2 separate regions of the Homo sapiens genome follow, and region 1 is linked to region 2. Evidence: chromatin contacts called from ENCODE Hi-C data. All regions are on one chromosome and are shown on one strand. The core of a region is the stretch at or near the end of the contact, and the rest is flanking DNA. Distances in the headings are between cores, read along the strand shown.

Region 1 (3,780 bases), core at 211-2,710, 1.1 Mb after region 2:
CTATACCTATGTTAACTGATAGATGTGGAAGATCTGCAGCCTGTTAAGATGTTAATCAAATGGAGTCTGGGAGTAGATGTGATCATATTACCGGGACTTGGAGTTCTGGGGACAAGAATTGCTCTGAGTATTACAGTCTCTGTGACAGTTTTTCCACCGCCAGTCTTCCCTCTTGACATGAAAGGGTGCAGGCACGCAGGTGGAATCTGGAGGGATGCTGGAAATTATCCTGGAAAGGGAAGTGAGGTAGGCAGGGGTTCTAGGTAAATATCCACCAAGAAACTTGTGACAGTCTGAAGCTCTGGCAGCTTCCATGGTACGTCATAGCTGGCCTGAAACCATTGCACTCCGGAGGACCGGGAAACCCATTAGTGACCTGGGAAAGAGCTTTTGCTTGTCCTATTGCTGACATATCTCTCCCTGTTGTATGTGCATGTAATGTAGAGCATTACCACTATTCTTAGGAGATAAAATTTAGAGCATTAGAGGAGTACAGAGGTAAGGCCAGTCCTTACCAGCAACTTCTGCCCCTTCAGACGGCGCACAACTCAGACGCAGGGGTCATGCCTGACAGCATTAAAATAGTCAGTGCCTCTATTTCAGGCTGAAACAGTTCTGATATTTGATATTCATTCTCTGCCTTTAGAGTTAGTTAGAGAGTTAGCCTGATTCAAAGAGTATACAAAATAAAACATTTTTTAAAAAGCCTTCAAGGAGATTTGTACTATGTATCCTATTAGATTGAAGGCAAAACAAGCTGATTGCAGCAGAAAAAAAATATGGCTGCTTCAGACCCCAGCTGACCTCTTTTGTATGGAAAATCCCTCATACGATTACAGAGCTAATGAGTAATTTTTAATGAAAACATTATGCCTTTGCATATATTTGTAAGCAGCCCTTCTTACATTTAAATTTACATGGAAATCAGATGATATGTATAAAAACACATCTTGGAAATCTGTGTATTTTAAGGAAAACACTCGACTGCTATCTCTGGCTGTTTCTATAGCTGTTCCTATCCAAAACCCAAACTTCTCAATAAGAAAACTGTAGAATTCAGTCAATCATGTGGTTGACACCAAACACGCAAGTATTTGATGATGCGTGGATAAAACAGCTGAATACAAGGCAGACTCGTCCACATTTCACAGAATGTTTGGCTTTATGCAAACAACAGTGTGTGAGGAAAAAAAAAAAAACTGAGCTTAACAATTGCTAAATAAATACATGTGAAAAAATCTTTCTCTTTCACCTCAAGAATTCTTAAGTATTTGAAGATGAAGACAGAACCAGGATTGTTTCTGGGACCTGAATGTATTTTCTTTTCTACTCAGAATCTGAATCACTGTGTTGAATTTGAAAATGGAGAAGCCTATATAATGTCTTTCCTTCCCACCCTTTCTCTCGCCCTCTAGGTGGAGCTGACAGGCAGCAGTGTCTTTGACTATGTCCACCCCGGAGATCACGTGGAGATGGCTGAGCAGCTGGGCATGAAGCTCCCCCCTGGGCGGGGTCTCCTGTCACAGGGCACTGCTGAGGACGGAGCCAGCTCAGCATCTTCCTCCTCTCAGTCGGAGACCCCCGAGCCAGGTGGGAATTGCAAACCCAGTGTGTGGGTTGGTGGGCAGGACCTTTGCCAAATGAGTGTGCTCAAGTTACCCATGTGAAGAGACTATAAATAGGTCTAAGGGTATTTAACAATTCCATGCAGCTTCCAGTCCCATGCAGTAATTAAATAAGGAAGAGATCTGAAAATAAGGAGACATTTTAATAAGTATAATCCAGAGATCTAATTTCAGTTGAACAATACATGTAGAAGGTACTAGTTCTTTTAGTTTCTCTTTCAAATTACTAGAGGGAACAGCTTCCGATTTGGAATACCCTCTTCATTTTATTGTTACCATGGCTAAATGTAATGCGTTTATTTATTATTCAGCAAAATCTATGGCAGAGGCATTCCAAATAGTAGCTCGTGGAGAATTAAAAGTATCAGGGACTTGTAGAAATCTTGGTTTCTTTATTTTTTTAAAGCATCAGAAGGTACTTGAAAGATGTGAACAGATAAATTAAGGCTAAAAAGAAAACAGAAATGGCTACATTTTAAACTGCCTTTCTACCCTCAGTATTTAATTAGATCAATTGTATAGAGGAATGAACAGAGGTGACATTCCTCATTGGGATTCCTTCCAGGACTCTTATAGACTTTGCATTCAGAATGTTCCCATTTTCATTGTGTTGTACTGATGATAATTTAAGTATTAGGGGAAAATCCATTTATAAATTAAACAAAATGACTTGATATCCATCAGTCCCCTAGTTCATCAAGCTGTTCAAACACGGGGAAGATTGGCTGGTCGGCCTGGGTCTTCCGAGAGCGCTGGTAATTAGATCTGCGAAGGATTTATTCTTTGCTGATTGGGGCTTTAAATTAATTGAAGTTCCACATTTGTGGTTTTGTCCTTTTTGTACTTTTTTAGAGGAGATATTTCATATTCTTGTGTGGTGGAGTGCTTGGCCAAGCAGCAGTGGTTTAAATGTTAATTTTTCTCATGAGAAGTTTAAGATTTTTTGATGAATCAAGGCCTGATTTGAAGTGCAAAGTTGTATTTGCTTACTTGGAAAATTATTTTTTCACTCTTCAAAGATGCTTGTACTTTACTTGATCTGTTGTTTTAAAATAGATTCGTAATACAAAAGCATTTTATTAACAAGAAAAATAGAAAAACCTATGTTAAGATTAACATTAAAATAACTCAACATACTTCGAAGACAATAATTTGGCCTGCCTAGAAGTAATCACGATATGTTTTCTCACACAGAAGGAAAAAAAAAAAACAACACACATTTGACTCTTGGAAGTATTTTAAGAACCAATCCATTTTCCTCACTGAAGTTAACTGTAGTTTCTAGGGCATTCATTATTCTTAGCATTGGTGATCATCCTTCTTCAGTGAGCCCCACACATGAGAAAAGAGAATATTTAAGATTATTCTTTACCTTTTAAAAATGAAAATACTTTTGTTCAGGTGGGCAAGTGATATATTCTTATACCATAGCTCACTGACTTTACTGAGCAGCTATGTCAGCGAGATAACTGGAACTGTTTTTTAGTCAATAGAATGTTCATATCTGGGCATATTTGAGAAACAGCACATGCAAACGGTTTTCTACTCTTTCATCCTGATGTTGGAGAACCTCTTCCTCATGACTCAAACACGCAGCATGAAAGAATTTAAGTTTCTAAGCCTTTGTATGAGGGAAGGTCTTAGAAAAGTTTGTTTCCTTGAATCACAAATGCTCAAGTTTGAAAGGATCTTCATGATCCTTTTATCCAACCTCCAACATACGCAGCCAAATCTCTACAGCAAAACCAGCAGGCAGCCTTTCCAGTCTCTGCTAGATTCTGCCCTGATAGGAAGCTCATGAACTTGCGAGGCTGCCCACTCCCTTGTTGAGTAGTTCTCGTAGATAGTTATGCCTGATATGGAGCCCAAATCTGCTTCGCTGCAACTTCCCACTGATCCAAGGTCTGCCCTCTGGGACATTTCTGATTTACTCCTTCTTCCCTATCCTAGCTTCTCACACATGTGAAGTCAATTACATCAGATCCTCCTTTCCTCCTGTCATCCTTCTCCTTTCCAGGTCAAACAGTGCTAATTCACAACCCTTATTCAATGGCGTGTTCCTAAAAGCCTCACCATCCTAGTCATCCTGCCCTGGCTGTGCTTCAGTTTGCAGAGAACCCTCTAAAAATACAGTGAAGAGAATAGCACAGCCCTC
Region 2 (4,053 bases), core at 1,532-4,031:
TTTATTTATTGTAATCTTTTTTGACTATTAAAATTACTTGAATTCAGGCCTTAGACATGCTATATGTTCTGCTGAAATTTTTGCCACAATGATATTTATCTTTGTATTTTCAGCAATGTCTAGTAGTGTGCTTTTTCACACATAGAAGGCACTTAATAAATATATGTTAAATGAAAAAATAAATGACCAATATTTGTTGCATTAGGATTTGATCTGTGTTTCAAAATAATTTTTAAATTTTTTTTCCATTTTCGTATGTCATCCTTATTTTCTTTCATTCACACCACAAAGATGCCAGCAGAGCTTCTGAAAATGGGCATCAAGTATTTGTTGTGTGTGTCCAAATGTGAATACACCTGCACATCCACATGGTCTGTGTATAGAGGGGCACTTTCTTGGTCTTTCTAAGCACATCTCTTGATAGGGGGAGAGTACCTAGTACACTGTCCACTGTACACAGAAACCCGGTGATAGTACACAGATAGAGGGGGCTGAGTGAAGTGGAAAAATAGCATGTGATAAAGGTATCATGAATTGAATGGACCCCAATTTTGCTTTCTTTCATGATTTCTGTTTATATTCTTGAGGCTACACATAGAAGCAGGAAGGGAGGTCGAAAGCTAGATCTCCCTAAAGGGACGGGGTGCTTAGCTTTTATTATAAGTTCGGAACACTGGGATATCTCAGGTTTCTATTGTGAGTGATGAAACTTTTTAGTATTGGCAAGAAAAGAGATAGGAAATGTGCAACAAATAAAAAGTTGTGAGGGTGGGATATAACTCAGAAGAAACCCAGAGAGAATCCTTGAGAGGACTCCTGTTTCCCCTATATCAGACAGCCTTGTTTTGCTATCTGGCTGGGATACACAGAGGTGCCATCCGGAAATGTTCACCCAGGACCAATGGGTTTTGTCTAATCTGCATCTCACAGATTTCAGCTAACTATGTAATCATGGTTCTGTTAGGAAACCTGACACATTGTTTAGTGCTTTTTGGCTAAGACTAACTTTTATGATGAAGCAACCATGCACTGACATACACACACAGGTTATTTGTGTTTGTTTTTGAAGGGGAGAAGATAGTGCATGGTTTTTTAACTAGTTACATTTCAAATAACGTCTTTCACTATTTATCTTCTTGGATTTAACCACTTGTTCCCTAAATAATATACTTTCTGACTTAATTTTCTCCCCAAACCAATTTATATGTACAGATATAACAACACAATTCTAAATACAATAGTAAAAACTGTTTAATGCTGCAAGAAGTATAAAGTACTATTTTCATCTCCCATTTATAAACCATCTAAATTCTGCTTTTCTGACTAGCATCCACAGATGACAGACAATACTTCTGTAAGTCCATCTGGTCAGCAAAGGGTCTCTTAAGTTTTCACGAAAATTTTAATTATGAGAGTATCGAGAATTAGGACTGGAGTTCTAACAGACTCTGCCCTTATTTCTGCTCACAGATTTACTGTACACATCTGAAGGGATCTATGGTAAACATCAAGTCAGATATGAACCTGTGAAATATTCTGATCCCTAGGTAGTCTACCAGATAAAGGAGTTTAGGAAATAACATTTTGAACACATGGGACACTCTACTGAGAAGACTGAGCTTGAGTAAGTGTAACTTCGATATTAAAAGAGTCAAGTATTTGGGAGGAAATGAAAAGCAAAGCAACTCTCAAATTTATGCAAATGCAGGAAAGGCGAAAGAACAGACAAACTGATACCCTGAAGATAGGAGAAGGGGCAAAATGAATGATCTTGCATGGATTCTTGGCATTTGGAAAGAGTTGCAATATGAGAAAATTAGAAAAAAAGGCTGAGTTTGGTAGATCACCAGAAAATTCACTTAGTAAGGGAATACATTGTATGAAATTTCTGAAACCTTCTCTGTTGGACATATTTTCACCTCACCTGGAAGAAAATCTTCTGAGTGATGACCAACAGAAACCTCAATGATGTTGTCAATCAGTTTAGGGTTGGAGTCTAGGACTGGAGGAATGTTAAACTACCATATAGTTCCCAGCTCAGCCAATTGCAATTGTGTAGGTCTCAGTTTGTGATTATGATGTCTCTAAGATGATATTTCTCATTAGTTTTATCAAATCTAACCAATTGGGATAGATTTTTGAAAGAATATAAATGAGAAATCTTGCATTTGTGAAATCTGGTTGTGATATGTATCCCTGGGTGTGACTCTCCTTGGAGACTTGGTACAATAGAGAGATTTTCAATAGGAAAAGCTTTTGGAAACATGTATGAATATGGGAAACCATATGATGTACCACTATGTGGGATGATAGACTGAGCTCTATCTAAACAGGTTGGCAACACACCAGAGCATGGCAGTATGGTATGATCTGACTCTATGGGACTCTGTGCCCACATCTCTGCTTTGTCCCCCTCTAATAAACAATTTGTGTTCCTGAGTGTTATTTGTTTTTTTACTTACCACTCTCCACAATTCCATTTTCTCTTTTTCTCATGATTTTTTTTGAGGTAATCTAATTGCTTGAATTAAAGGTTTATGAATCTTAAAATATTATCTAGGAAAAACCCTAATGGCAAAACCTAGCTTGTGATAAACATTATAAAAAATATTTACTTTTACCTCTTTCCACTTCAGTGTCAGGACATCCTCAGTTAAGCATTAAAAATATTAATCAAGATTATTTGAAAGGCACATCTGAAGAATGGGTTAAGTTTAATAGGGAAACGGCATCTCAACCCATTCCTAGTTATGTGTGGAAGCCTGCCCTTGCTCCTTATGACCTCCAGGTGGTGCTGTTTACCCAGACACGGAAAGCAGGAGCCCAGCCCCATTTCTTTCACTTAGGTTTGCAGTTGGGCTTTCATATTTTCAAAATATTTTCTGTTTCTACAGATGTATACTTCTAAATGGCCAATAAAATTTTATAACCACTATTTGAAAAATTGCAAGGTTATTGTGATTTGTGCTTCCTAGCCAAGAATATATCTTTATGTCTGTACATACCCGAAGTCAAGTATTTATGTTTGTTCATTGGTCCCACTTTCTACGCTTCCTTCCTTTGTAGCACACAGGCTCAGACACAGACATTTGGGCTGTGGACAGAACTCGTCCAAGGACCTGTAAATACTTATGTAATTTTGAAATATATTTCTAGTTCAGCTATGGCAACTAAACTCCACAGGCTTCTGGGTGAAGAACAACATCTTTACAGGAATGCCAATCCCTGTAAAGGATTTGGCAATCCCCCAAAGCCAACGAGTGTTCCTAGCAGACCTGACCTGATTTTTTGGCAGGGGGATGCTTGTCAGACACCAGAAATGTTTTGATGTTTTGAGGTCACCCATACAGTGACACCCCACAATCCAATCCAAATTCCTCAGAAAAGTGATTCTAGAGAAAAACTGAGAGGGAAGCATTGACAGTTTCTTTCCCATTTTGGTAAGAGTTCAGGTCCAGGAATAGTGGAAATTCCATTACAGCAAAGATGAAACTAGGATAGGAGTGCGGTGGGATCGATTTGATCATGGATAAAATTTGGAACTTTTAATATTGGCTTTTTACAGAATAACCAACTAACATGCCTTTCTTGCCCCTTTTTTTCCCCTTTTCTTTCCTTTCACAAGGGGTTTGTAAACAAACTGGATGAATTCATTCAATGGTTAAATGAAGCCATGGAAACTACAGAAAATTGGACTCCCCCTAAAGCAGAGATGGATGACCTTAAACTGTATCTGGAGACACACTTGGTAGGCAAGATTGTGTTGTTCTTGCTGTCAATAATCAAAGGATTTTAATGTACTGCTTGTTTGTTTATGAGAAATATCAATTTTATTTATCAAAGGTTACTATATGTCAATGAAACCAAATTTTAATGGGTCACAGAAGATGAAAATTTACAGGCATTTCAAGTAATACTATGAAACCTAAATCATCTCTGTTTCAAGCTACCTTTTCAAAGCTTTTCCTGGAAGGATAAGTAATTATTTAAAAATACCTTAGAAAATTTTATTAGACCCTTGTTCTCTAAAGCAGCAACTGAAGGTTTTCCCTT

Evidence for each region. Hi-C counts contacts between places; a loop is a spot of excess contacts on that map. Pooled maps may share reads with other maps.
Region 1: a map of mammary epithelial cell shows a loop between it and region 2 (5-fold over the local background). The contact joins two enhancer-like sites. A Hi-C loop is called at or near these places in 2 of 168 maps with a recorded cell type or tissue (MCF 10A and mammary epithelial cell), 1 of 37 single-sample maps with no recorded cell type and 6 of 50 pooled maps.

What each region holds. Positions count from the first base shown.
Region 1 is chr14:33,674,796-33,678,575 of GRCh38, forward strand. It overlaps NPAS3 (neuronal PAS domain protein 3), which reads left to right. Exons shown (of 12, transcript NM_001164749.2): 6 at 1,416-1,590. Among named protein-coding and RNA genes, the nearest start is that of SNORA89, 32 kb to the right of the region's middle. Within about 2 kb of position 1,461, at least 2 of the 41 ENCODE cell types and tissues checked have a DNase peak (open chromatin) inside an H3K27ac peak, as active enhancers do.
Region 2 is chr14:32,573,495-32,577,547 of GRCh38, forward strand. It overlaps AKAP6 (A-kinase anchoring protein 6), which reads left to right. Exons shown (of 14, transcript NM_004274.5): 5 at 3,626-3,748. Among named protein-coding and RNA genes, the nearest start is that of AKAP6, 250 kb to the left of the region's middle. Within about 2 kb of position 2,782, at least 2 of the 41 ENCODE cell types and tissues checked have a DNase peak (open chromatin) inside an H3K27ac peak, as active enhancers do.